Regions from separate parts of the Homo sapiens genome. Here region 2 is linked to region 1. A link is a loop called in an ENCODE intact Hi-C map of the cell type or tissue named here. Cell type or tissue: Caco-2. All regions are shown on one strand. Each heading gives the region's core, and the rest is flanking DNA. Links, peaks and the distances in the headings are about the cores only. Region 1 has its middle 75 kb from the start of EDN1. Region 2 has its middle 140 kb from the start of LINC02530.

Region 1 (15,549 bases), core at 3,705-11,704:
GAGACAAAGTCTCCCTCTATTGCCCAGGCTGGGACCCCAGGCATGTGATGCACCACCACATCTGGCTTTTTTTGTTTGTTTGTTTGTTTTTTAAGACAGAGTCTCACTTTGTCACCCAGGCTGAAGTGCAGTGGTACAATCTCAGCTCACTGCAACCTCCAACTCCCGGTTCAAGTGGTTCTCATGCCTCAGCCTCCTGAGTAGCTGGGATTACAGGCATGTACCACCACGACCAACTAATTTTTTCTATTTTTAGTAGAGATGGGGTTTCACTATGTTGGCCAGGCTGGTCGCAAACTCCTGTCCGCAAGTGATCTGCCTGCCTTGGCCCCCCAAATTGCTGGGATTACAAGTGTGAGCCACTGCACCTGGCTTAAAAAAAGAATTTGTAGAGACGGGATCTCACTATATTGCCCAGGCTGGTCTCAAACTCCTGGGCTCAAGTGATCCTCCCACCTTGGCCTCCCAAATTGTTGGGATTATGGACATGAGCCACCGCACCTGGCCAGTTTTTTCTTGATATGAATAAACAATGTTGATGACCCTCCCGGGCCCTATTCCCCATTCCCTTCTTCCCCAGTCTGTCCCTGTCTCCCCGTTGAGAAAATCTGTCACTTGGGTTAATACTTCTGACTCAACAGACTTCATGGCATCGCTCTGGCGCACTTCCACATTAAAATTTATAATAATTCAAGATTCCAGAAAAATGAGCAAAAAATTAGTCAGAAAAAGACTAGTGAAGAAACTGATGTATCTTAAAACATCCATTTGAGAAAAGGCTTCATCAGATCTTTGCAAGCTGGCTTAAGACTTTAAGACCGCTAGGCAATATACGCACTGCCCAATTGACTTGCCCTTAGGCCTCTCTGTAATGATAACTTGAAACCTATGTGCAACTTGTAAGACATTGAATAAATGTCTGTTTTAATGGCCTCTTTTCTGTCCACAGGAAATTTATTAGTGAGATCACCATTTAGAAGCAAATGTAAACAACCTTCTCAGAAATCTCTCAACCAAATGCACTGAACATAGCTCATTTGCTTACTGCTTTTTATCATTTTCTTTTTTTTTTTTTGAGATAATCAGGGACATTTCTGCATTCATATGTGATGACTTTTTAAAAAATATCACTTTGGGTCTGGAGAGTCATATAAGTTTTAGCTGGATGATCATTCTGTTTTTAAAAAAAGGACACAGTATATTCACATAAAAAAAGGAAAGTACATCTATAAGGTTCCGTGTCAATATGGTTGGATAATAGTACATAGATAAGAGATTCGTTTAGACTAGACCTAACCTTATTTCAGGGTTGGCCAACATGGGAATTAAGTTACAGTAGAGCCCTGGTGCTGAATAATACTCCAAATACAGCTCTGGTCTGTTGTAGAGAAGCGATACCATGGAGAATATTTCTCTATGTGCCCTCATCCTTCCTTTCTGACTTAGAGGAACAGTTGTTTCACTTTCCTTTCCAAAGCTAGACTTCTCATTTTTATTCTCTATCCTCTTGCCATCCTGCCTCCTCCAGGAACTTGTTATCTCATTCATCTCCTTTCTTTATCCTCTTCAATTTTTTTACCTCCGTTGAGGCTTTAATCTCTGCTGAAGACCTGAACAATCTACTTTTCTTTGAAGAAAAAGAAAACAAACAGAAACACATACCAAATTGATAAGCTGATGGGTGATCGTGGTGACCCTTCAAGCTTTCATTCATTTAATCCCTTTCATTTGATCCCAAATATCTAAACCAACTTGTCCAAGCTCTCTGAGTTCTCCACATCCTTTCCTATCAGTGACTGCTCTTTTCTTAAAATTCTCTTTTCTCTTAGTCTCTGGATCATGTCACAATTCTGGTTCTCATCCTTCCCTTGACTACTTTACATTTTCTTTATTGGCATTTTCTTCTCTTCCCACCTCCTAAATGCAAAGATCACTCTTTTGTCTCTTTTAATAGAGATGAGCTCTCACTCTGTCATCCAGGCTGTAATGCAGTGGCACAATCAGAGCTCATTGCAGCCTTGGACTCCTGGGCTCAAGCGATCCTCTTGCCTCAGCCTCTGGAGTAACTGGGACTATAGGCACATGCCACATGCTAGCTAAGTTTTCTTTTAATTTGTAGAGATGAGATCTCACTCTATTGCCCAGTCTAGTCTCAAAATCTTGGCCTTAAGCGATCGTCCTGCCTTGGCTTCCCAAAATGCTCGGATAACAGCTGTGAGCCACCACCTCTGGCCCAGGGATCACCCTAGATTTTACTTTTGTCTTTTTACATACTCTTCACCCAAGAACTCATTCATTCTCATAATTTCTACTGTCCTCTCTTAGTGGCATGACTTTCAAGACTGTCTCTAGTCCTGACAGCCCTTCCCAAGAGCTAATCTCACTTCTTCAATCATCTTTTAAATACTTTATTCAAATGATCCTCTGCTTCCTGCCAGAATTCACAAACTCCTGCCCCATATAGTAGCTCCTTAAAATCTTCATTTTGGCAAATGGTGCTATCTTTCTTCCAGGCAGCTAGGCTCAGAATCCTTGAGGCATCTTGCTCTCTAGTCTTGCTTGACTTCTCTGACCAATTAATCGCCTGTCAATTATTCATTTTTCTAAAACCTTGCTTTCATTTTCCTTTTATTTCAACTTTCACTGTATGATACCAAATTCTGACCCTTATCACATATGGTCAGTACTATTGTAGTGATCTCCTTGCTGATCCTATTGTCTACAGCTCTTACCTATTCATACATTTTAGACAACACAGCTGAGCTGTTCTTGAACATTGTCATTTGTATACTGTCCCTTCAGTTGAATTGGGAACACAGAAAAGCTTTAAACCAAATGCACACATTTCAGATATTCAACAAATGTTTGTTCATCCACTTATTCATTCATCCAAGCAATATTTGTAAAGTTGCCAGCTGTTTGACAAACTCTGTTAGGTGCTGGAGTATACATGTGAATAAAATGTGGTCCATGAGCATAAATGCTCTTGTGTTTTCCTTGCTGAATAAATGAACATAAGGAGGAAGGCAAAACAAGTGTCCAGGGATATGGTACTATTTGAGCAGTGTTGGGAAAGCATGAGTTTTGCATGCTTTCCCAACACCATGAGGTGTTAGTTTGAATCTAAGGATCGTATTGTACCAGTTCCATGACTGCAGTCTATCAAGCAAGAATGTTTATTAGTTGGGGTTCTTTAAGAAGCAGAAGCCAAGATAACAGATTTATTGGAGGAAGAACTCATGAAGGTTAAAGAAAGAAGGAGGAGTAGGTAGGGAGCCCCTTAGGCCATGATGTTGGTCTGACCCCTATGAAGGGAAGAAAGAAGGAAGAAGTTTTGGCTAAGGGCACTCTCAGATTCCAGAGCAGTTGCAGGAATGTTTTGGCCAGGTTGATGGGAGTCCTCCAGCCAAAGTGCAAGAAGACCTGCATCTCACAGGAATGGCATCTGTGCTCAGCCACTGGGAAAGAGCAGTTTGGAGGAAGTGTGGTTCTGACAAGGAGGTTGGGGATCCAGAAGTTAGCGGCTGGGCCAGCATTCAGGTGAGCTCCCTGCAGCAGGACACCTGAGCAACACACCATGCATTTGACTGATACCAACAGAAAATTCAGCTGACACTTGCCACAATAAAGAGTTAACAAACTTTCTCTGTAAAGGGGCAGATAGTAAATCTTTTAGGCTCTGTGGGCCTTGTAACTCTTGCAGCCCAAGAGATACCATTGACATGAATGAATAGGCCTGATTGTATTCCAATAAAACTTTATTTACAAAAACAGACAGCGGGCCAGAATTTGCCTGTGGGGCATAGTTTGCTGACACCTAGTTTAAGTGAATAAGGTGTTGTTTTCCTTACACAATGGGATGTCTGGAGGTAAGAGAGTGTAGGTGAAACTTCAGTGGCTCAATATGACATAAGACTTCCTTCTATACTTTTGCTTATGTATTCTCAGCATTTCTAAAGACAGGAATGACTCCTCTGATGCCTGTCCCTTATTTAAGAAGCCAAATTATTCCCCTCAAATCCCCTAGCATTAAAGAACTAATTAATTAATTGGTGAAATATTTATTGAGAAGCTATTACAGGCCAGGTATTTTTCTAAGTGCTCCGGCAGCACTTAGAATTTTTAACAGAACAGAAAAAAATCTTCGTTGAAATGAAAGTGACACTCTAGTGGGAAGGGGGAGAAAGACGGTAAACAACATAAATAGTGAAAAATGTAGTAGTAGATGATGATAGATGCTATAGACAAAATAAATCCAGGAAGAAGGGAGGCTGTTCCAGGTGGTGGTAGCGGGGAGAGGTTCCTTTTTTAATGGAATGAAAAGCTGTTACTGAGAAGGTGACATTGGAATAAAGACAAGAAGGTGTTAAGAGTAAACCATGCAAATAAATTGGGCAAATATTTTCCTGGGAGGAGGACAGTGTATCAAATGCAAAGGTCTGATGCAAGGAGATTAGCGTAGCTGAAGCAGAGGGAGCTGGGGCATGGGAGAGGAGAAAGTGAGGGGCCAGGTCCTGTAGAGCCTTCTGAGCTTCTGAATGATTTTGGCTTCTACTTTGAGTGAGATGAGAAGCCATGAGACTGTTGTGAGCAGAGAAGGGACACCATCTGATTTACATTTAACAGACTCACTCTGGGTACTGTGCTGAGACCATGTGGAAGGGAGTGGCAGGATGGAAACGTGGAGACCCATTAGGAGGCTTCTAAGCTAGAAATGCTGGTGACTTGGACCAGTATGGCAGCAGTAGAGCTAGCAGAGACCAAGGATTGATTGATGATATAGAACAAGCTGCTGCCCAGTCTGGTCTCAAATACCGGTCCACAGCCTGCATGTGGCCCAGGATGGCTTTGAATGCAGCCCAACACAAATTCATAAGCTTTCTTAAAATATTATGGGATGTTTTTGTGATTTTTAAAAACTCTTCAGCCATTGTTAGTGTGTTTATGAGTGACCAGAGACAATGCTTATTCCAATGTGGCCCAGGGAAGCCAAAAGATTGGATACTCTTGATACAGAGTGTGAGAGAAAGAGGGGCAAGGGTGGCTGAGTTTGCAGTTCTGTGCACCTGGAGCAATGAGTTGCTCTTTACTTGCATGACAAGAACGAACAGAGGCAGCTATAGCCAGGAAGTACAGGAGAACAGAAGTGGATATGTTAGGCTGAGATTCTTAGTAGCTACCCAAATAGGGATGTTGAGTAGGCAGTTGGATACTTAAGTTCTGATATAGACTAGAAGTCCAGGCCGTAGATGTAAATTTGGGATTATTCTGCATACATATATATGTCATTAGCTAGAACTTTGTCATGTAGTCAGGCCATCTACAGCTGCAAAGAAGGCAGAAAAGGAGAATATGTACCATCTCCAACTTCCATCGAGAAAGGCAGCAGACAGAAAAGGATGGGAAGGTCTGCTGGGTCATTCAACCAACAATGTCTGTATTACCTAACTTCTCAGCTCTTCCTGTACAAAATAAGAATAATAAAGTCTACTTTATATGATTATGGTCAAAATTACATGAGATAAGCTATAGAAACAGGCCAGGAGCCATGGCTCACGCCTATAATCCCAACACGTTGGGAGGCCGAGATAGGCAGATCACCTAAGGTTAAGAGTTCGAGACCAACCTGACCAACATGGTGAAACCCTGTTGCTACTAAAAATACAAAATTAGCGGGGCGTGGTGGCACATGCCTGTAATCCCAGCTACTCTGGAGGCTGAGGCAGGAGAATTGCTTGAACCCAGGAGGTAGAGGTTGCAGTGAATGGAGATCACACCATTGCACTCCAGCCTGGGCAACAAGAGTGAAACTCCATCTCAAAAAAAAAAAAAAAAAAAAAAAAATAGGAAAGAAACATAGCTCCTGTTATAATAGGACCTTTAAATATAGAAGTTCCCCTTTCTTTCCTTTCTGTGACCTGAGATGTCATGGAAAGTCCTTCATTAGCTCACCCCATATATTTATTTTTGGACTTCCTCATTGAACAAAATGATGACACTGCTATTTTTATAATCACTACTGCCGCAAAAAACAGGAACTTTTTCTTGTCCCCCAAAACCACAGATTTTCCAGAGCCTCACTGGTCAAGCTGGGCTCTTGCTTCTCAGTCCCACTTTCTTCTTATCTCAGGGGTTCTGTTTTTAATTTGACATTTCAGTTTCTGTGCATAACCATGGTAGAAGGATTTCCAGATTCTTGGTAATCATTAACCAACTCAAGACAGGCATAGCCCTGCCCTGCCTCCCCCTCAGCTGAGGCCTTGCTGGAGAATGTCTGGGAAGGGCATTCACAGAGCACGGAGACGTCCAAAGCCGCATGGAGGGTGCCTGGTGAAAGGCCAAGTGGGGGCCGAGTGTGGCCATGCCATGGGACAAGGTTGAAGAGAGCCTAATGGCATCTGAGGAAAAAGAACTCTAAGGAAGCTATTCTTGGGGAAACGGAACATTCACCCCCAAATCTGGCCAAGCACTGTGCAGTAGACTTCTTAGGCTCCTTCTCAGCCTTATCGTTGACTCGATATTTACTTTACCCTCCCTTCCCCCTGTGCAGGGAGAAGGCCGAGACGTTTATGCCTATAGAGCGGGCCATAAAATCTTGACTCTTAGATAATATCATTTTATCATTCTTTGTAGTAGGAAAACAATAAATATTTTAAAATATGTTTGTCTGTGTTTTCAGACTTAGTGGCCAACCTGTGTGTGTGTGTGTGTGTGTGTGTGTCTGTGTGTGTGTGTGTGTGAGAGAGAGACAGAGAGAGAGAGAAAGAGAGAGAGAGAAAGAGAGAAAGAGAGAGAGAGTCTGCTAGGCCTGCCATAACAAAATACCAGACTGGGTGTCCTATATAACAGAAATTTATCTTATAGTTCTGGAGGCTGGAAGTTCAAGATCAAGGTGTTGGCAGGTTTGGTTTTTCCTGGGGCCTCTCTCCTTGGCTTGTAGATGCCGTCTTCTCCTGTGTCCTCACAGGGTCTTCCCTCTGTGTGTGTCTGTGTCTTACATCTCTTGTTCTTATAAGGAGATCAATTGTTGTGGATTTGGACCCACACATATGGCCTCATTTTACCTTAATTACCTCTTTACAGATTCTTTCTCCAAATACAGTCACATTCTGAGGTACTGAGCATTAGAACTTCAATATATGAATTTTAGAGGGACACAGTTTAGCCCACAACAGTGTGTGTGTGTGTGTGTGTGTATGTAACAGTGTATATACACACACATATACATACACGTAACATATATACAGACATATATAGTCACACACATATGCAGACACACACACACTGTTATGTGTGTGTATATATACAGTTATATACAGTATGTAAAAACCCATACTATATATAAAATATATATTATGTAGATTTTTATGTATACTTCTTATTACACACACATCCACACAATTCTGAGATACTGTCCAATTGTGCTTGAAACTTCCTCCTGTCTGCCTTGGGTAGCTTTCCCCATAAAGTAGACCTCACATTTCTCTGCTCTTCCGGACACTTGTTGTCTGCATTAGTTAATCTTTGCAAATTTCTCTGCAGGGCAGGCTCCCTTAACCTTCTAACCTCACCATGACTGTTAAGTAGGAACGGAATGGAGGCACTCTGCTCCGGGGAAACTTCACCAGTGGAGCCTGTAGGTGGAATCTCAAAGCAAAAATGCCTTCTGGGTGGGGGCTGGAAGGGGTGAGCGGCCTCCTTGCTTTTGTTTCTCTGGAATTCCTTTAGCAGCAAGCAGGAAAAGTGCCCGCAGCAGGGGACTCTCACAGGGTAGACTTCTGTTTAGGCTGAGGAAGCAGGGATCCAGCCAAAGACCAGGAAAACACCATGCTTCTGGGTTAAAGATAAACCAAGAAGGTATTTTAAAAGCGAGCTGCTGGTCCAGTGGGAACAATAGATAAGTTAAAGGCCTGGGGATGAAGCCAATTTCATCTCTGACTACTGTTGTTAGAAAACTATAAATGACATAAAAATTGGCAACAGTGGTCCACTTGAAAAGTTTTTCCAGACAATCTTAACTTTTCCTTTGGTTTATGGTCAAAATGGACAGAGACAGCTTATCTTTCCCAACAGTCCACACTTCACTCATTTGAGGTGACTTCTCTACTTGTCATTTACAAATTGGTCAACGTGTGTGTGTGTGTGTGTGTGTGTGTGTGTGTGTGTGTTTTGAGACACAGTCTCATTCTGTCACCCAGGCTAGAGTGCAGTGGCATGATCTTGACTCACTGCAACCTCTGTCTCCCAGGCTTGAGAGATCCTTCTGCCTCAGCCTCCTGAGTAGCTGGGACCACAGCCACGCGGCTCCACACCCTACTAATTTTTGTATTTTTGATAAAGACAGGGTTTCACCATGTTGCCCAGGCTGGTCTCAAACTCCTGAGCTCAAGTGATCCACCCACCTTGGCCTCCCCAAGTGCTGGGATTACAGGCATGAGCCACCGCACCATCCTATTTTTTTAACCAGATGTGGGTACTAATTTGTCTGAGTTCTTGCTACTCAGGGTAGCAAGGATGGGCCTCTAGCAGAAGCACTGTCTGGGAGTTTGTGGCAAATGCAGAATCTCAGGTCCCACCCAGACCTAATCTGCATTTTACCAAGATCCCCAGTTGACCCTTATTTTTATTAAACATTGAGAATCAGTGGTATAAGGCCCTAATACCCCAATAGCAACTCTTCTGAAAAGGGGAGACCACCTCCAAAAGTGCAATACTCTTACTATATGGGATTGTTTTCATATAGTACCCGATGTTGAGTACATGATAAGCAAATAAATGCGTTTTGATCACTGATAGGTCTGCTTTCTTCCTGCTTTTTAGTCTGCACATTTGTGGTTTTCGTATTTATCTAATTACATTATTTTTATGCTGTGCTATCATGGGTCACTAACTTGAGTTTCTGTGCTTCAGTTTTGTCTTCTGTAAAGTGGAATTTAAAATAATATGTGCCTCATAATATTCTTCTAAGCTGCGAATGTGTTAATACCTGCGAAGCGCTTGGTGTCCTGCCTGGCATATCACAAGAGCTCAATAAATGTTAGCTAAAAGCACACAGCAGGACCTTCATAAATGCTTATGCTATAATACTCCTATCAGCTGAGAATTGCTATGTTTTCCTTGAATGTGTTATCTCGTTTCTCACCACCCATTTGCACGTTACCTTCCTTATTGCTGTTTAGTTCTCTTGAAGAAAGAGTAAAAGACAACCACTGTTTTCTCATTACATTGCATAACACAATGCTTAGCATATAGTGGATTCTTAGTCAGTATGGTGGAATTATCTTTGTTCATGCACACAACTGCTTTGATAGCAAAGACTGATTTTACTTGTTTGATATTTGTTCCACTGCTGCAACGACTAAATTGGCTATACTTCTTCATTCACTCATTTGACATGACAAATTTTGACATGACAAATTCTGTTCTAGGTGCTATAAATATGGCAAGAACAAATCAAAATCTCTGCTCTTAAAGAGATAATTTCTAACGAAGGGAGGCAAATAGTAAGGAAATACATATGATATATAACGTGATCACATGTGCTACAGGTATAAAATCAATCATGATAAAGGGGAAAGAAGATGCTGGGTGGAAATTGGTATTTTGCAAAGGGTGATCGGGAAGGTTTTGCTGATCAGGGAGCACTTGAGAAGACACCACTAGGCAAAAGGTAGCAAACTATTTAGCTAACAGCAGGGTAAGGTGGAAAGTTTTTAGACCAGCAGGCAAACAAGCAAGTGCAAATGCCCTGAGGTAGGAGCTTGCTTGGCATGTTAGGAGTCATTAGGAGGCCACTGTGGCTGAAGCAGAGTGAGAAAATAGAAGCATGGCAGTCAGGTGGGTGGGTGGAGCTACACAGGTGCAGGGTGGGGCATGGCTGCCAAGGTTGTGTGGGAACTTGTTGGTCATTAAAAGGCTTTGGCTACTAGAAGATTTTAAGCAGAAGAGGGACATATATTTTAAAATGATTACTCCAACTGTCCTATGGAGAAATAAGGGGGCAAATATTGAAGCAGGTAGAACACATTGGATGTGACTAAAATAATCAAGGGGAGAGATGCTGATGGCTTGACATAGGACAGCAGAGGTAAAAGTGCCAATAAATCCTCAGATACATTCAGGATATATTTTAAAGACACAGCCTATGAAGTTTACTGCATAATTAAATGTTGTGAAGTTGGGGAATAAGGGAAAGAGAGGAGCCAAAGATGATTCTAAGGTCTTTGGCCCAAGCCACTGCAAAAATTGAGTTGTTGTTTAGTGGGATTGGGGAAAAGAGCAAGTTTGAGAGGAAAATTGAGCATCTGGATTTGGACACAGTAAGTTCAATTTGTTCAGTTGACATCCAAGTGGAGATGTCAAGTAAGGAGGAGGATGTACAGGTTAAAGTTCAGAGGAGATGGTTAGAGCCATGAAATTGTATGAGATCACCTAGCGGGTGAGGGTAGGCAGAGAGAGAAGAGCTTTGGGCTATTTCCAAATGGAAAGTTAGAGCTGATGAAGAGGAAGCAGCAAAAGAGATTGGGAAGTTCTCCAGAAGCTAGGAGAAGACCTAAGAGTCCAATAAACCAAATAGTGTTTTGATGCTTTTGCTAGTTTACACAAGACAAAAATTGAGAATTGATCATTAGATTTAATAATGAAGAATTCTCTCGTAACCTTGATACACATAGTTAACATGGAGTGGTGGGGACAAAAACCAGATTAGATTTGGGTCAAAAAGGAATAAGGAAGAAAAGTAGAGATAAGGAGAATAAACAAATCTTTTGCAAGTCCTTTGAAAAGTTTTGCTCTAAAGAGAAGCAGAGAAATTAGGTGGTCACGGAGAGAGATGGAGAGGGCAAAGGAGGATTAAAAAGATGGGGGGCCTTATAATGTGTTGACATATTTATGAGAATTCTCTAACAGGGAAGAGAGACAATGAGGCAGGAGAGAGGGCTCACTCCTCAAGATGATAGGAGGGGGTGGGATCTAACGCCTAAGTGTCATCGTTGCTGTTGGTTAGCAGTAATGACAGCGTATCTGTGGCAAAACAGAGAAAAAGCAGAATGTATGGACTGGCACAGATATCAGTTGTTGAGTAAAGGTGATGGTGGCAGAATGGGGGGTTTCTCTTTAATTTCTACTTAAAAAATGGAAATAGGGAGATAAGGAAGCGAGATGAGGCGTTTTAGAAGAAAGAAGGTGGGAAATAAACATCAAAGATGGTGGGAGAGAGTGGGGTTTGGACACATGGAATCTCTGATGGGCAATATTCAGGTCCACGTGCGGCTTGTGGTCATGAGTTTAATGTGGAACCAGGCAGCGTCTTAGTATGCTTTTCTTTGGTCTCTTGCTGCAGTCCAGGCACAGGTGTGAAACTCATCAATAATTGTACCTTACACGGCTGTACTCATGGGTGGGCACCATGTGCACACAGCCATTGCAGGGACTGCATTTCCAGCTCTTTAGGAAGCCCACAGAAGAAGCACACTGAATACAAGTTATTGAGGAAAATCATTTACTCCCAAAGAATAAGCTGTTTCCTTGATATTCAGTTATTCAGTTCACATTGAATTTTGACATTCTTATTTTCAAAGACATTTATATATGAGAAAGTGATATATTTATGCATTCTTCAGCCCATGTAATTCTTCAATTTTGCTTAGGCACATTTAGCCAAGCCATCTTCATGACCCTTAAAACATGGTAACTTTATTTAGTGCCTACACTTCAGAGTGGGCAGCTTTCAACTAGAAAGTTGTTCATTCTGCTGAGTCAGCAGTGTGCTGAAAAGCCAGAAAGGGTTAATGCAGCTATTTCTGGGGTTCATAGTATCTCCTCCATGCCAGGATATTGCTTATTTTATTATTAAAAATAAAAATCTTTTGTTTTTCCCACAAGGTTGAGGAAGCCCTTAAAGATCGATCTGTGTCATCCCAATTTCCCTTCTTGCCCCTTCCTCCAGTGTCAATTTACATTATTACTCAACTTGCATGACTATTTCTTACCTGGTATAGCAGTATTTGGAAGAGGCCTTAAAAGCTGAGGGCCCTGGCAAGGAGGAAATGAGTGAGCCTTATTCTCCTAAACATCTTTTGCAACCTCCTGTGGTGAGTGCAGGGGTTGCTCTGCGCTTCTCAGTTCTTGGGCCACTCTTGGGCAATGGGAAGCTGACTGTGCCCATGGTCACTAATGGTCCTTGACACGGTGTTTGTGTTGAACTCTCCAATGTATGCACGCGTTGTTGGCTGTTATTACTTGCGACGCACAGGTGCAGGAAATACCCAGGGGGCTTCCCCACAGATCTGTGCTATGCACATCGTCCATTCGATGACACCCTGTACTCTTTCACACCCCGCCCCCCCTCAAGTCTTCCCTGATAATGCCAGGGCAGGGACATTCTGTTCTGAGCTCATTAGTCAAGAATGTCACCAGACTGTCCTGAAGAGGGTTTTCTCTGGTGTGAGCTCTCCGTCGTTGGGAAAGAAAATCTGAAAATCATGCTGTCTTTCCATGAGTCCAACTCAGGGTTGCATTCCCTCACCTGTGTCCAGCCACCAGAGAGATCCCCTTCCAACTACAGGGAATTCACAAAAATGCCCAAATTAGTGGCTCCCTGACAGACAGAAGAGTTTAATTGGTTCCTGGAATAGTGATCTTTGAATTCATTTCTCCGAATGGTTCATGATTTTGTTTCATTTTTCTGGGAAACGCAGCCCTTCTAGTGCACTCATTTGGAGGAGAGTAACATTCGTGCCTGCCTGCAGCCTGTTTGCAGGAATCTCTGGGAAAGCTATAGGGTCAAGCATTTGATTCACAAATATTTATCAAGCGTCTACCCTTTGCGCTGTTCTTCAGATAAGTGATTCTCAAATTTTGCTGCATTTTAGAATCCCTTGGGAGCTTAACAAAAATCCTGATGTCCAAGTTACAGTCCATACCAAGTAAGCCTCTGGGGATGGGACCCAGGCATCTGGATTTTTTGAAGCTCTCTGGGTGATTTCAATGTATACCCACACTTGGAACCTATGCTTTTTGACAGTGCTCCTCAACTTTAATATGAACACAAGTTACCTGGGGATCTTGTTAAAATGGAAATTTTGATTCATTTGGTCTGGGGTGGGGCCTGGGATTCAGCATTTCTCTAAAGTTCCCAGGGAATCCTGATGCTGCTGCTCTACAGACCACATTTTGAGTAACAAGCAATAAAGTTCCTTTATTCCCAGATGTGTCCAACTTTCCCGGCTCAGAGCCTCCACACATGCTATTCTTCTTTCCCTGGAACTACCTCCCTGAAACTCCCAGCCAAGATGCCTCTCCATCCTTTGGTCCTCCAGTTTTACCTCGCCACCCAATATAATCTCCACCTTCTTTCTCTAATTCTGTATCACTGTGTGCTTACTTGCTAGAATTATCACATCTCATAATTATTTATTCATTTTCTTGTTTCCTTGTTTTCTCAATGATCTCTCCCACTAGTGCAAGTGCCAAGAAGCCAGGAGCCATGTCTATTTTCTTCTCTACAAGTTCTACTCAGTACCTAATTCAGTGACTAATACAGAGCAGGAATTTGACAGATGCCTGTTGAATGAATGACAATAGGGGATTTTGGACAGTTGGATTAATTTTTCCATTTAAGGTAAGACAAGTAAGGTAAGACAAGTAATCACCTGGAGAGCTTCAAAAAATCCTGATGCCTGTGTCCCATACCCAGAGGCTTATTCGGTATGGACTGTGACTTGGTAATAAAAATAATAAAAGTAACAGAAGAGAGAATCTTTGAGCATGTCTTACCTGGCCATTTTCCTGACATGAATGTTGACAGAAGTATGGTATAGCTCAGTAAGCTCAGACCCTTTTCTAAAAACAGAGCTTCAAGAAGAACACTAGTAAAATCTACTGTATTGCCTAGGGAAGGTGCCCTGTTCTTACGAAAGGATGAATCATCAGTTTCCCAGTGTTATCTTTTCAGGTCATTGCAGCTCACTAAAATAGCACCCAAGGTAAATAATCAACAGAGAAGTACCATAAATGTCTCAGCAATTGAGTTAACCTTGGAGCTGCTTCTCTACTAACCTGATACCATATCTGAGGCCTTAGCTCCCAAGGGCAGGATCTTATCCTTTGCCAAATCTGGACTTAGATGTCAAGCACACCAAGAATCTTGTTTAACACTTCATTTTAAATTTAACTGGTGAAAATACACATACACAAAAAGTCATATTGATTTTCCATGGTCGGTGCAGAGGTCAGATGTGATAGTCTAAGGCTTTGTGCATTACTGGCAAGGGACCACGATGAAGCCAACTGAAGTAATCTAGTGGGATTAAGAGAAGAGATACAACCTTTGTCAAGTCTCACAAAAGCCCAGAATGGGAGACAAGGTGCTATTCATGTGTGCCTTAATTTTGAGAAAACGAAGGCACAGAAGGACAGACCCATTGCCTAAAGTCACCCAGTGAGTTCAGGTTGGGAAGCTGGGAAGAAGAATAGCACCAGAGCATCTCTGTCCCCATCAGAGGCTTCAAGTCACTCAGCCATACAGTTTTCCTCTTCCTAAATTCAGCAAGCAATTTATGTATTATATTGTTTTTAATTTTTCTAAATGGGGTGTGATAGAATAACAGGTCTGTTTCAAGCATATACATCCTGAAGATAATGAATGTTTGCGTTTGCCTTGTGTATTTATTTAGTTTTCATTTAGAAAAATCGGCTGTTACCATTGACCTTCTCCTTGGTGCTGGGATGCCCACGGGCTGTGGATACTGGTGTGTGCATGTTAGTGATGCCTCCCTTTGCACCTTGTAGTACAGCAAACAGAAAAATGGCCAGAGGGCATTGGGGTGGTATTTAGGGACAAGACACATGCCGTCTATGTGTTTGGTGATGCCATGTGTATCAGTGCCACAATGTTATTTAATCTGATCCACACATGTCTAAGGAAATTTTGGTGAGATTATCCATCTCTTGGTCACATTCCAGGGTCTGGAAGTCTCTATAATGTCTAGGGTGTAGATAAGCAAAAATATAAATCAGTAAGAGTAGATGAGTGCTGGAGAAAGTTTCACTTTGGCCAATCAGTTCTAACCCTAAGAAACGGGGATAAAATCCATTCTATTGTGGGCTTCAGAAGAATCTATGAGGAACAGGAGTTTGATCAGGGTATAATATCTCACAGAGCTGGCAGAACTGAAGAAGCTGCCTTGAGAAATCACAGAATTCATAGGATCTCAGCTTTGGGTACCACACGGGGGTTCTCCTCACCTAACACAGGTGTCCTTGGTGAGCATTCCTATAGCACTGTGATTGAGGGAGAGCTCAGATCTCCGGGAAGAGTTGTCCTTTGTTTGTTCTAATTTTAAAGTAGGTCTTCCTTAATTTGAGCCTATGTCAGCATCACTGTAACCTCCACACATTTGTCTTAGTTCTCACCTCTAAGAGCAATCCTCCTCCTGGCCATTGCATGTCCCTTACAGCAGTAGAGCTGAATTAATAAGTTTAAAAAGAAAAGGCTCTTTCTTCACAACAACAGTCCTCTGGAAGCTTAGACATAGATATTAAGAATGG
Region 2 (15,549 bases), core at 4,352-12,351, 77 kb after region 1:
GATAAAAGTTAAAAAAGAGAAAAAAAGAAAGAAAAGATGTTTCTTCTTTTCTAACATTTATGTATGTATGCTACAAATTTCCCTGAAGCATTGCTTTACCTGCGTTTTCCACAATTTGATATCTTGTGTTACTATTCTCATTTCATTCAAAATATTTTCCATTTCCTCTGTGAATTCTACACTAACCCATGAACTACTTAGTGCTGTTTAACTTCTGAATAATTGGAGATTTTCCAGGTATTTTCCTGTTATTAATTTCTAGTTTAATTCCATTGTGATCAGAGAACATACATTGTATGCTTTCAATTTCTTTGAATGTGTTTTGGTCATTCCTTAAATGGCCCAGAATATGATCTGTGGTCTATATTTTATGACTTGAAAGGAGTGTGTACTCTGCTGCTGCTGAGTGAAATGTTCTACAGATATCAACTAGGTCAATTTGGTTGATAGTGATGTTTAGGGCTTTTATATTCTTACTGAATATTATCTTCCTACTTTTTTTTATCAGTTACTCAGAGTAAACTATTGAGTCTTCAACTGTAATTGTGTATTTGGCTTTTTCTCCTTGTAGTTCTATCAGGTCTTCTTCAAATATTTTAAAGCTCTGCTAATAGGAGTGTTAGGTCTTTGTTATTAGTTGACCCTTTTATCATTAAGAAATGACCTTCTATATTACTTGTAATATTCTTTACTCAGAAATCTACTTTGTCTGATATTAGTACAGCCACTCCAGATTTCTTTTGATTAGAATTATTATGGTATATATTTTCCCATCTTTTACTGTTAACCCATTTGTCTTTATATTTAAAGTTAGTTTCTTGTCAGGTTTCACTTTTTTAAACCTAATCTGACAACCTGTATCTTTTAATTGCTATGTTTGAACCATTTATATTTAATGTAATTACAGATATAATTGGGTTTAAATCACCTACTTTGATATTTGTTTTCCGGTGATCTCATCTGTTCTTTTTATCCTTTCTCCTGGTTTACAGCCTGCTTTTAGGTTAAGTATTTTTATAATTCACTTTAATCTTCACTATTGGTTTATAATTTATACATCTTTTAAAAATTATAAGTAATAGTTGCCTGAGGGTTTACAATATACATATTTAATCAATTAAAATTTACCATCAAGGTTGTTCAGCTTCAAGTAAGATGTGAACTCTCTATAGCAATATATTTTGAATTCTACTTCTCATCTTCGTGCTATTGTTGCCATATATTTGTATTTCTTACGGGGTAAACCCGTAAGTACATTGCTAGTATTTTTGAGCTAGACAGTAACATCTTTTACAGTGATTAAAATGTTTAATGTCTTTTATATTAGTCTCCATTTAATCATTCCTAGAAATTTTTATTTTTTAGATCTAAATTTCTGTCTGCTATCATATTCATTCCGCCACAATAACTGCCTTTCATATTTCTTATAGTCAAGGTTTCCTGGAAATAAATTCTCTTAGTTTTGCTTACCCACAAATATTTATTTTACCTTCATGTTTGAAATATATTTTTACAGATTAAAGAAATCTAGATTGATGGCCTTTTTTAAAAACTCTTAACCTTTTAATGATGTCATTCCACTGTTTCCTGGCTTACATATTTTCTGACAAGAAGTCTCTGGTGATTCTGACCTTTGTTTCTTTGTTTGTAGTATGTCCATTTTCTCTGACTGCCTTCAGATTTGCTTTTAATTTTGGTTTCAGAAGTTTGAATATAGTATGCTTAGATACATGTATATGTGTGTGATGCTTTGTATTTATTCTTTTTGCAGTTCTCTGAGATTCTTAGATTGGTGGTTCATGTTTTTTTTTTCAGTTACTATGATTATTTTTCAGTTATTATGATCTCAGTAGATGCCCACATTCTATCTCTTTGGGTGGGCTTGGTCTGAAACAAAATATGGGAGATAATGAAGAATTGTCTCCCAATGGAGACAGGATCTCATGGGCCATTCCATTTTACATCACATTTGGGTTTCTCTGTATTGATAACTGAACTCTGTGTTTTGTGTCCCAAGATGCATTTCCATTTATTCAGTGATGTTTATTGTGGATCTCTTATGTACCAGCAGATGTGCCAGATACTGGAGATATTATGGTGAACAAAACAGATTATAGTCTCTATTTCGCTCCGCTGATAAATAAGATCAGTGGAGGTTTTCAGGCTTTTACCAAGCCATGCAAATTCTCAATGGACTAAACTTCCAGTGATGGGAGAGTTTAGATACTCAGCCCGTAGTGCATGAATGCTGTTTACACTTTCACCACTTGCCTTATTATAATCCTTTTTCTATTATGAATGTCTCTGTAGGAATGTTAATAGTTGACTCTGATGTTTTTAAATGCAAGAACTGCATTTGATGATGTTCTGTTTCCCTGGTGCTTTGCTATAACTTCTTATATAGGTTATTACTATGTAGGTGACATGAGAATTTGTGTGTGTGTGTTTGCCTTTAAGGGTGTCTGCTAGGGTGACTTTAAGGGTGCCCACATGTTATTTCATTAGAAAATGACGGTTCATTCTGCTTTTCCATAGCACGATGAAATGACCAGATAATTTTTATCTGGATGTTTGCCACATCAAAAACTGAATCATTAGGCATAACATGCAAATTCTGATATTTTATCACCAGTGAATTTAACACTTCATAAAATAGATATGGTGCTTCCTATTTCTGTAAATGAAGGTGAGAGATAACAAAACTGAAGGAAGTTTGGATTTGCAAATGACTTGGAACCACAACCACATCCTGAATACTATTTCACCACGTGTTCTTTTCAAAACAGACATAAAAATGTGATATTTTCCTTTTTTTAGTTGCCAGAAATATGAATATGATGGCATTTCATTTCTGACAAAACATCCTAGGGTTACCTATTCCCTTCCCTGCTGCAAAATAATGCCTTTGACTTAGTTAAACCCAGCCAATGTTTTCTTAAAGTTTGCCCCTTGATTTTAAATTCTATAAATGTATCTTTATGTATATATATTCATACACACACAACACATAAACTATACTCTTTATTCATTTATCCCTAAGTTATATATGCCTTGAATAGATGTTTCTATGTTGCATTCTAAGGTGCCCAAGGTGGCTTGTCAAGATGCCTTTGTAAGCGCTGACCTTTGAACCCAGGTATTATGTTTTACCAGCATTCAGCTGGGGAAGGGCCAAAGTTCAACTTTCAACTCTTAACATGTGCTGCTTGATTTGAATTTGAAACTTGGCACTGTGTGTCCTCCTGTGCCTGGTTATTATTCTTGGAATGCAAAAAGGTACATGTTTTTGTAATTCTCTGAGGAACTTCTCTATGGCTTTTCCAGAACCTAAGTCTTATTTGGTTCCAAGGGTGAAAACTCATTTTTTAGCAGCTCTCAGACAGATGGGTGCTATTTTTGAAATCCATACAGTCTTTCCTGCTTGCTAGGTTCTATTGAATGGTCTGTGTCACTACCACAGAAATACACTTAATGCATTTGTTCTTCCCTTGCTGCTTAGAGGTCTGTAATTTCCACCCAAAACACTGAAGCAGCCCCAAAGAGGAAAGGGAGAGCTAATTCATTTGCAGGTGAACTTTAGTCAACAATTCTGAACTTCCACAGATTCCATTTCAACATTTGTTTGGAAGCTCAGGCATTATGAATAATAGGAATATGACACTTGCAACTACCAATATAGCCTAGGAGAGGAAAATAAAAGATGAAATAGATGCATATGCTATGATATTTACATCTGTTAAGTTCTTGAAAGAGTATGGATAGATTAAGGTTTAGGAAATTAAATTACATTTTAAATGCAACCAGAAAGCATGTCAGAAAAACACTCTTGTGAAGTAAAAAACTCCTTCTTTATTTAAAGGACCACTTGGTTTATATTTTGTGATTCAATGTTTGTAGAACTATAACTTTAGCTATCTGAAACTCACCTATTCTGTAACTCCTCTTATTCGGAAAATAACCCAGAGACACAAAATAAGCAAAAGGTATTGCCACAGGCTAAAAGCAATATCACAATGTTTGTGCACTAAAGCCCAGGAACTTGACTTCGAGGCCAGCCCATTTCAAGACCTGTTCATTATTAGTTCACACACATTTCCAAAAACTAGCTATCTTCATCTGTTATTTGTATTAGTTTTCTCCAGGCTGTTCTAACAAATACTATAGACTGGGTGAATTAAACAATATAAATTAATTTCTTCCCAGTTGTGGAGGCTGGAGGCCCAAGATCAGGGTGTCTGCAGGGTTGGTTTCACTCTGAGGCCATTTTCCTTGACAGCCTTCTTCCTGTGTATTCATATGGTATTTATTCTATGCATGTACATGTCTGCATCTATATTTCCTCTTCTTATTAAGGACACTAGTCATGTTGCATTAGGGCCCACTCTCAAGATCTCATTTTAATTTAATTACCCCTTTAATGACCTTATTTCCAAATATGGTTATATGCTAAGGAACTGGGGGTAAAACTTCCACATATAAGTTTAGGAGGAAGGATACAGTTCAGGCCTGAATACAGCAGCTTTGAAGAAGAAAACAGAAGCAGTGACTGAAGAAAGGGCATTAGTCAAGTATGCTAGTAACAGCAATAAGCAATTGCCCAAAGAAAAAAAAAAGAGATAGCAAATTTAATTTAAAAGCTTATATGAGTATATTGAAAAGCACAAAAACCGGTGTTAAATATCTTTGCATCTCTCAGCAGGTCCTAAGGTCATGTTGGTATAACTGCAGAATTAAAACTAAGACATCAAGTAAAGGTAAACTGTTCATCATATAGAAGTAGCAAGTTCCCATAGAATGACAGATGGGAGCTTAAGCCCCAACATTGTCACTTGGATGTCACTTAAACTCTCTGTTTGTTTTCTCATTCGTATCTTGAGAATAAAAATATCTGTGCAAATACCAGAGGTAAAGAAGTCACCTATGGGTACTTCATAAACATAAGCATTCTCCACAGAATAAGCTCTTAGATCCAAGAAGGCATGAAAATATGTATTACAATTAAATAAAATTTAGATTTGCATATCAAATTATCAAACAGGAAAAATTTTTAATTTTTACCGAGTTATACCCTCAATTATCTGGAAAACTGATTTTTATAAATAAGCTGAGTCAATATCTAAGATTTCCCTAAACTAAGAACTTATTGCAAATAAATTTTTTAAGGCAGAGCATAATTACTTGTTAAAATAATCAAATGAGGTACTTCTGGCTATATCATCCTGTATCCAAATCCAAGAAATAGAAGATGTAGGAAGTAACATACAGCTGAAAAAGCTCTGCTCTGTAACTCAAAGGAATTGGATTCTCACTGGAACATTGCAACTACTGTTAATTTTGTTTTTTCTGGGTCCTTTTCCATGCCTTTAAAAGAAAGCTATAAAACCAGATGGTTTCCATGATGCCTTCTAATACTAAAATTTTATGAAAACTCATTTCTAATTCCTTTGTTCTCACTTTATAGAATTGGGGAAAATCTAAAAAAGACATCGCCTCCATTCACTTATCACTTCCAATTACCCTTCACCAGTTTGTGGAGAATGTGGAATACCAGGAAGCCTGGTCTCCACCTACACAGCCAGCTGTCTTGTTATGGCAACCTTGACTCTCTGAATTGAGTCTTAGATATCTGGTCCTTGGGTAGGGACTTTCAGGAAAACACATGATTGTCATATCTAAATCTGATAATGGGTAGGTTGCCATCTTAAGCTGTTAAGTCCTCCTCAGCAAGGCACCAGACCCTGCCCTCTGTCAGAGGCATGCTAATCTCTGATATTCAGAAACAACCAGATGATCTGACAAGTCATTGCATGCATATAGATTGTGTCAAGAAAAACATGCCTTTAAATGCTGTCAGCAATTTAGTAACCACAGAAACCCAGCATCCCCAGTCATTCTCTTTGTCTAAAGTCCTGAGAAGAAAGTCCTTATCCTAGATGGAAGCACACCTACAAGATCCTCTTGGCTTGAAGACAATAAGAAGCTACCAGGTGTTAGAAAATAAGTTGTTCAATCCCTCCACCTAACGGACCTAAGAATTTGAGGTTGGTAACAGAAATGGTTAACAAGTATTTTCTCAGGCTCTAAGGGATACCAGATCTCAACTTTCACAGAGGTTACAACCCAAGAGTGAAAGAATAGCTTGAATTGATTTAAGCTGATATCGGGGATTTAGGAAACAGGGCCAATGCTTTTCTAATAGAACCTATAGTACAGATTTTTAATTTTTTAATTGGCACATTCTAATTGTATATATTGATAGGGGTACAATGTGATGTTTTGATACATATATAGGTTGTAAAATAATCAACTCAGGGTAGCGTATTCATCACTTCATGTATTTATTATTTCTATGTGGTAAGAACATCCAAATGCCTCTCTTCTAACTATTTTGTGAAACACAATACCTGACTGTTAGCCATAGTCGCCCTGCTATGCAATAGAACACCAGAGCTTATTCCTCTGAGATAATTGTAACTTTAAGAGTACAGATTTTGAACTCCCAAAGGCAATTCAAATTTAACGTATCAGCAAACAAACTCATTATTCACAACCTCCTGAAGAAGATTTCTCTTCTTAATCACCCAAGGCAAAATGTAAACCTCTTCTATGCAATCAGTAACTAGGATGGACCTACTGATTCCATCCCCTAGGTATTTCTGAAGTCCATTCCATTCTCCTGTTTTCAGTATCATCACCCTAGTTAACAGCTTTGCTTTGCCTCTAGTCTTACCAACCTCTAAATTATCCTTTACACAATCAACAGAGCATCTAAATAAAATGCAAATTTAACCACATCACTCCTATGCCTAAAACTCCTCAATAGTTCCCCATTTTCTGCGATAAAAGCTCAAGCTCCATAGAAGGACACAGACAGCTGTCCATTACCTGAGCCCTTAGATATGGCCACTCCATCCATTTCCTTCCCATTTTCCATTTCCAACCTCCCATTCTGGCTTTATGACATATTGATACCAGCCCATTAATGTTTCTTTACACATTGCTTTAACATGCTTCATCTTAGAAATGCAACATAACTTTTATAGCTTAAGTATCTTATAGCAATTTCATTTATTTTCAGGAACAAATAAGTTCTGGATGAGTTTAAATGGTAAAAGCCATTTCTTTCACTGGATCATTATTTATTAAGCCAAGTATTTAGGTTTTAGGACTTTGCAATGAAGATAGAACCCTAGATTAAAGAAAGGTAACAGCAACCTTTATAGGCCAGTAAACTGTTTTCCACTATCATAATCTTTTTTCACCATACCAGGCGAAGTGACAGTGAGTAAGATAAATTGATTTATAGAGTACATGTTTAGAAAAAGTAGACCAACCAAGTAATAGTTTTTAATAAGCCTAGTTTAGTGTAGAGGCTTTCTCTCCATAAGCATAAGCATCACCAATATTGGGGTGAAATGGGGGAGGTGGTGGAAGGAACATGAGCTACTGTCCATGGTCCTGATACAAAAATACGCATTATGACATGGCTGTTCTCTGTGAGCCATGTGCCTTCTTCCCTGTTTCTATCACCCTTCAGCACCCAAGAGTCATATCAGTATGGCTAGCTGTAGTTTGTTGAGTGAGTCAGTGGTTTAAGTGAGTTCTGTTATGGATTGAATCATGTGTCCCAAAAAGATACTGTGAAGTCCTAAACTCTAGAACGTGTAAATGTGACCTCCTACAGAAATAGTCTTTGCAGATGTAATCAGAAATACAGTGAGATCACCTTGGATTATGTTGGCTCTGATTCAGTGACTGGTATTGTTATAGGAGGAGGAGAATTTGGACACAGACATACGGGGAAGGCCATGAGAATTAGAAGAAGAGATCGGAGTGATGCATCTATAAGCCAAGTAGCACCAAGGATTGCTGGCAGCAGCAGAAACTAGAGGAGAAAAGGAAGGATTCCTTCCCTAGAGCTGCCAGAGAACAGATGTCTTTACCAACACCTTGATTTCAGACTTTTATCCTCTAGAACTATGAGAAAGTAGACTTCTGGTGTTCTAAGTGACCCAGCCTGTGGTAGTTTATTAGGGCAGCCCTAAGAAACTAACAGAAGGACACTATAAATACCCCTTTGAATTTTTTATTTTGGTGTCATTTTATAGCCCTAAACATTAGCTAATTATCTTTCATCAAAATTTATGTTTTAGTGTATTTATTATTATGTATAAACGATAATACTGCTCAGAACCAAAATATAAACATGCCTACCAGCAAAGGACCTGCCAGGCTTTAGGTTTGACTTCCATGATACTTCTCTATTTATGCTTCAGTTTAGGCATAAGAGCACACGGAGCTTTAATTTTCTTTCTTTTTTTTTTTTGAGACAGAGTCTTGCTCTGTCACCCAGGCTGGAGTGCAGTGGCGCGATCCTGGCTCACTACAAGCTCCGCCTCCCAGGTTCAAGCGATTCTCCTGTCTCAGCCTCCCAAGTAGCTGGGATTACAGGTGCACATCACAATGTCCAGCTAATTTTTTTTTTTTGTATTTTTAGTAGAGATGGGGTTTTGCCATGTTGGCCAAGCTGGACTCGAACTCCTGACCCCAGGTGATCCGCCCTCCTCGGCCTCCCAAAGTGCTGGGATTACAGGCGTGAGCCACCGCGCCTGGCCACATCTTTAATGGAATAAAATAGACAGGCTTGTAGTATTCAAAATTAGTGGTGATTTGTGGGTAATTTGCAGGATTTTGCTTTTCTACTTTTCTTTCTGGGATCCTCAATGCTTAAGCATTTCTCTAAAAATTAGTAGTGGTTAATATATCTACTTACTATTTTGTGACATTGTTAGATAAATAAATAATAAGAATTGTCTCTCAAGTATCTTTCAGGTCCCTCCTGCACTAGGGGAGAGACTGGTGAAACAGATGCCAGGCAGAAAGGGTGGGATGGTGGACACACCCTACTTTGCAAATTGTTAACGTCTCTCATGACTTTGTTCCTTCTGACTGCAGTGATAACAGTCTAGTTTCTCCCCCGCACGCATGCATTCAGAGGCCAAGAAGGCTATCATTTTGTTACTTATGAGAACCTAGAAGAATTTCAGTCTTCTCATCTGGGGTGTGTATGTGACCAAGAGGCGTGTGCCCAAAGCTCTGCTTACTGATGTTATCAAGACATCCTATAGAGGATACTGTTGAAGAGTTTCCTGTTCATTTAGAACAGAACAGCCAGATTGAGTTTTCAGACAATGTAGTTGGGAGAGGTGATGCTGACAGGCAGCACGTTAACTCAGAAAAAGTCATTTGCATGATTGACTACAGGGTATCTAATTCTTAGATTGTTTTTACTCCTTTTTATTTTTTTTAAGGGAGTGGTCTTTGTTCCCCTTGTGATTTTCCTATGGATTTTAAAACACATTGTCTTACCCAGTGTAAATACAGAAGATGTCTCCAGGGAACAACTTCCTCAGATGAATTTTCTGTGTGAATTTTGGAACTGGCATCCAAGTCCATTACGTAGACAGATTGACTTCAGAGGAGTTGCTGTCAGGTTGGGGTGCCAGCTTATTAGAATCTGAACTCCCATAAGACTTATGTATGTCATGTCTATCATTTGCAAACATACACAGTGAAATCTTGAACTTTATTCAAGATTACCTTCACTGTAGCTCATTGGAATTGGTAGTGTTTGAAAATAATTGGCTCTGACTTATGAGATGTCACTCTAGAATCTTACTCTTTTCCTTAAGCCTCTGTGGATAAGTAAAATAATTATTTTCTCTCCAAAAATGTTTGCTGGGTGAACAAATGACTTGTTTAATAGAATTGTTTCTGTGTCTCTTGTTTGAGTATGGAGTATTCTTTTGATGTTTGTATGATTGTGGCTTCCAGATCAAGCTAAAAAAATCATGTCTTAAGAGCAATAAATTCTGTTTCTATCAGTCATTTTTCTAAGTTAAAGAACTCACCATAATATTCTTTTGTTCAAAAGTCTTTGAATTGTTGACTCAGCTACTGAAATGCTTTGCCACTTAACATCTCACTTTGTTTGATCTTTCCCATCTATATAATCAGCAGCACAATGTATGCTGTCCCTTACATTAGAAAGTGACTGTCCCCAAGGGGAAAACGATTTGTGTATAATGACACAGCACATGCTCTGGGATAAGACAAGTAAGAAAATAAGTCTTACCTGATTGCCAGGAAGGGGTACCTTGAAAACCACTTACATGTTCTTTAATAATGATAGAGCTCATAAGCTTAGTGTGGGATGGATATCCAGGAGATTGTAAAACGATTTGATTCTTGATTGAGTTTCAGCAAGGCATATTGACAAACTTGTATAATATGCTTGTAGACAAGATAGAGACTCTCGTACACACTGATTTACATGTGGGCTGTATTCAAAGAAGCATAATACTCATAACAAGGTACATATTTGTTCCTCCCAGATTTGCCTTCGCATATCATTCTTGGGGCTGTGGTGGTGCCATGCTTTACAAAGAAATTGAGTACTTGGAATGTGTCCAGAAAAGAGAAACTAGAATGATTAGAAGATTCAAATTTGAGTCATTGAAAGGAAGGCTGAGTAAATTCAGAATATTTTTCATGGATGACAGCAGACATGAAAAGAAGGTAAAATGCTGAACAGTATGGTGGGTCAATATATTGAAGAAGGGTTAATACTCTATGTGGCTTTTTTGATTTAAAAAGGCAGCAGGGGACAGAAGGAAAAAGTAAGAGCCTAGAAGTCAGAACTGGGTTTATTGTCATATCACTTTCTAGCCATGTGGGGCTGGACAAATTGTTTAACCTGTCTGAATTTTAATTTCATGATCTATAAAGGGAGGATAATTGTGCCTACCTTGAGAAGATTAAAAGACAGGTATTAAAACATGTAGTAGGTACTATTATTTCAAAGAATTAGAACTAATGTCTAGAAGGTCCTGGGAAGTAATTTTGCTCCACTATAAAGAAGAGCTTTCGGCCGGGCGCGGTGGCTCATGCCTGTAATCCCAGCACTTTGGGAGACCGAGGCAGGCGGATCACGAGGTCAGCAGATCGAGACCATCCTGGCAGTGAAATATCGTCTCTACTGAAAAAACAAAATATAAGCCGGGCGTAGTGGCGCTTGCCTGTAGTCTCAGCTACTCGGGAGGCTGAGGCAGGAGAATTGCTTGAACCCGGGAGGCGGAGCTTGCAATGAACCGAGATCGCGGCACTGCACTCCAGCCTGGGCGACAGGGCAAGACTCCATTTCAAAAAAAAAAAAAGAACTTTTCTGTTTTCAAGGCATTCCAACAATAAAGTGGGAGTGAATTCGTCCTTGCTGGAGTGTTCAGAGTCTGGTGCGTAACTTGGCTGGTCTGTGTAATTTTTCTCCCAATCTTCCTGTATTGTGTCCACCTTTACTGTCTCCTGGATAATCAAGGTACAAGTGAGAGAGTAGCATTTAATTTAAAGAAAAGCATCCTTAATTCTGATCTACTTCGTTGGTTGCTAATTCAACCTTGTCGAAAGAATTTTTTCATTTATTCATAATTTGGATTTGTTAGTTTATTTTAGCCAGTTATGCCTGCAAATGTATTTCTTTTAATACAAGATCAGTGACTCTCACCCAATCAAATGACTATAGACTAAGAAGAGTGTTCATTTCTCCTAAACTTAGAATTCAGAAATCAGTTGAATTGCTCCAAACCAAATATACACTGTTTTCTCCATGGGGAATTATTGCCTCTTAAGAAAATAAAACTGAATGTGGGAATACATCATTTTTTATTTTCAGAAACAAAATGAAAACTCAACTTTATATTACCTTAAAGGAAATGTATAAATGATTATGTATGAGGTACAGAGAGTCCCAGCAGAACATTGAATCTAAGTTATAACACCATCAAGACATGCACGTGTAATTTATGTGCCATTAAGGATACTTACATGAATTTCATTAATATTAAAAAATAAATTGTTGCTAACTCTGTGAGGATAAACTATCTTTCTTTAGTGACTTTTAAAAACCATCCTGGGTGCATAATGAGAACTATTGAGAGAATCAAGATTCTATGTACACAAATTAATGTGTGTAATCACCCACTGTTGGCTGCTTATATTATTGTCCAAGTCAACACATATTGATAAATTAAAGCAGTATGTATATAACTAATACACTGTAGAGAGGCAACATAGTGGGTTTTTAAAAAGACTCTAAGGGTTTTGTTAAATGCAATACAAAGGGTGATTCTAAAACATGGTCAAGGTTAGAAATCATCCAACCCTAAAGGATTGGACATTTAAAATTTCTTTCTTGACAGTGAATTTATTCTCCCAAATAATGTGTATTTTAAAAGCTTTGGGAAACATACCCAGAGATCAAAACAATTTCATCATTGCATTTTCCTCTAAATAATGTAAGATGAAACGAATTAGATGAATTTTCCCTGTAACAGGGAAAGTCATCGTATTTTCTCCTCTCAAATAGGAATTGACTGAAAATCAATTGAGACATCCCCTTGGCCGACAAGTTGGTCTTTCCAAAGAAATTTTTGAAATTCTTTGAGATTAGGTGAGCCCCATTTCTCAAGTGCCTCAGGTAAGGAGAATCACTCTTAGGTATGAACAGATAAATCAATCTCTGCATTATCCTGTTCTGCCTATTGTGCAAATGTGTCAATCATTCCCTTAGAAAGCAAACACTTGAAAACAGGAGTAAAATTCTTGTGAGCATTACATAACATCTATGGAGATAGGTAGGTAGGTAGGTAGATAGATAGATAGACAGATAGATAGATGTCTCATCAGTTTCCTTAAACTTTAAGAAATGTTATTTTAATCAAAGCAAAAGAGAAATTTGCTCTCTCTTTCATAGGTGCTTCAGGAAGCTATGAGTGGCTCACTTTGAGGTTTGTGAGTATGTGTGTGATACTTCTCCAAATTCAAAAGTGATTTTGAGTTTAGAGAAGTTAAATAATTCTGCCAAGCATACAACAAAGGTGCTAAGTGGTAGAGCTAGAGCTCAAACCCAAGTGAGATCATCTAGACACACTCTCCTTGTTTTTCTCTGGAAAGCACACTCTCTCCTCTGAAAACATTCCCAGCCCCTTTTCTGACTGCATTTCCTCTGTTTCACTTCTAAACATCGGGTTCCTTGGGGCTGTGGACTGGACCTTCTTCTCTGCGTATGCTCCTTACCTGGGCAACCTCATCTCTTCCCACACACATAAATACCAGCGGAATGTTGACGGTTCCCAATTTTCATCTCTACTTCACACATCTATTTTGAGTTATAGACTTACACATTCAAATGTCTTCTAGTCACCTCATACTTAAAATTTTCTAAGTTTGATTTCTCCACAAACCAAAATCCACCATCTCCAATTTTTCCATCTCAATACATGGTGCTGCTACCCACATAACGCTCATGACGTGAGCCAAGAAGTTACTGCTGATTTGTCTGTGTTACCACATTCAACCCACCACTATGTTTTGTTGAAATATTTCCTAAATAATCCTTTGAGTTCATCCACTTCTCTCCATCTCCTAGTGATTAGCACCAGAAAAGCAGCTGCTGAATCAAAGCAGCTGAGGAGAATCATCTCATCATGAAAAAGATGTAATGGGTCCTACTTCCCATCCTCTGGGAATCCATCATCATGCATTTGCTCATTTCTGTCAAGAACTTGCCTTCCCTGCTTTGAAAAATTTAAAAGTGTCTTCAATTTTATGAAGGAAATAATAATTTAAGACTTTTTTCTTCCTCCTAATGCCTCTTCTTCCTTTCCCTCTGCAGGATTTTCTGTGCTTTCTAGAAGCCCTTTCAAATTCTTGCTGGGGCCTTTTTCTCAAGGGCTTCTCTTTGTCTAGGCAGTTCTCAAATTCAGGTTCCAGGGGACTTCATTTTTAAATTAGTGTTGTTTAGATGTGAACATATTTTATATAACCAGGCATGTGAACACATTTTATTTGAGGACTTTATTTTCAAAATATCATAAAGTGGTATTCTTCCACTAGGGAAGGGAGAGGGCAAAAAAAAAAAAAAGCTATATTAGCATCTTTAAGTCTCAAGGTTTTGCCTCAGGAGAAAAACACTATAATCAAGCTTTGAAAATATCAGACAAGCTCTCTCTATTCCCCAGTAACATCCACCCCTGCAGCTGGCCTTTCATGCTTGGAGACAGCAGTACATATGAGAAATGAATATTACACACACCTGATAGTAGCCAGGTTTCCTCTCTGAAAGGGATGGCCTGCAGAGAGGAGAACCAGAATAGATGTTGATCTAGATGCTGATCTGAACCTTGACAGAAAGAGCTAGTGCTTTTTGTTTCCATCAAACAGTTTTCATTTTGCTTTAGCTAGGCTGATTTCACGAGCAGTCTTACAATACCTGTGACATTTAATTTAATTAATTAATTAATTAATTTACTTATTTATTTTTGAGATGGAGTCTCGCTCTGTGGCCCAGGCTGGAGTGCAGTGACATGATCTTGGCTCACTGCAGCCTCTGCCTCCCAGGTTCAAGTGATTCTCCTTCCTTAGCCTCCCGAGTAGCTGGGATTACAGGCACCTGCCACCATGCCAGGCTAATTTTTTTGTACTTGTAGTAGAGATGTGGTTTCGCCATATTGGCCAGGCTGGTCTCGAACTCCTGACCTCAGGTGATCTGCCTGCCTCAGCTTCTCAAAGTGCTGGGATTACAGGTGTGAGCCACTGCACCCAGCCCCTGTGACACTTTAGAGAAAGATTTTTTTAAATTATTACAACTCTGTTTTAAGGATGGTGTGGTTTTACAGCTTCAAAAAATAAATATCAGGCTAGGCGCGGTGGCTCATGCCTGTAATCCCAGCACTTTGGGAGGCTGAGGCAGGCAGATCTTGAGGTCAGAAGATCAAGACCATCCTGGCCAACATGGTGAAACCCGTCTCTACTAAAAATATAAAAATTAGCTGGGTGTGGTGGTACACGCCTGTAGTCCCAGCTACCTGGGAGACGGAGGCAGAAGAATTGCTTGAACCCAGGAGGCGGAGGTTACAGTGAGCCGAGATCACACCATTGCACTCCAGCCTGGTGACAGAGCATGACTCTGTCTCAAAATAAATAAATAAATATCAAAGGATCAGCTTCTGAGAATGAAATTTGAGGCTTAACATGGATTTGTATCAAGGTCTTCAGGCATCCTCTTGCAGCCCTGGGAAGTGACAGGAATTACAAAGTGAAAAAATGGGTTTTTTATATGTTTTATATGAAACAGTATCTCTAACAGAGTTCTCATTAAGCCTACCTCTCATTATTTGGTTAAATATTGTCCTGCATTATTACGTGACAATGTTTGTGTTCAATATAAGGCAGGAGGAAATTTGTTTTTTTTTTTCTTTTAAAGGAAAAGTTATAATATTTGACAATCAAAATGTTAGAACCAGACCAAGGGAGGCAAATAGAGCTCATAGGTTTGGAACTCAGGGACACACTTTGCCACTTACTAGTTGTATGCACTTGAGCAGGTCACTTGAACCTCATCTTTTAAATGAAGATTTTTTATCATTCAAAAATTTCATTGAGTATCTATTATGTGCCAGATACTCAATGTGGTGGACTGGAGTGAGGGTGATG

The links. Peaks named below come from ENCODE experiments on the same cell type or tissue, not always from the same donor. Only the 100,000 strongest peaks of a DNase experiment are listed, where the experiment ranks them.
Region 2: a loop joins it to region 1, with 1.9 times the contacts of the local background. A loop is called at or near these places in 3 of 110 quality-filtered maps.

What each region holds. Positions count from the first base shown.
Region 1 is chr6:12,357,798-12,373,346 of GRCh38, forward strand. No RefSeq gene overlaps it. Among named protein-coding and RNA genes, the nearest start is that of EDN1, 75 kb to the left of the region's middle. RefSeq lists enhancers at 5,819-6,138, 8,152-8,823 and a silencer at 7,926-8,126. In Caco-2, for the core only: CTCF peaks have their summits at 7,447 and 7,669; DNase peaks (open chromatin) are centred at 6,274 and 7,664.
Region 2 is chr6:12,433,713-12,449,261 of GRCh38, forward strand. No RefSeq gene overlaps it. Among named protein-coding and RNA genes, the nearest start is that of LINC02530, 140 kb to the right of the region's middle. In Caco-2, for the core only: no CTCF peak of the experiment used is centred there; a DNase peak (open chromatin) is centred at 9,009.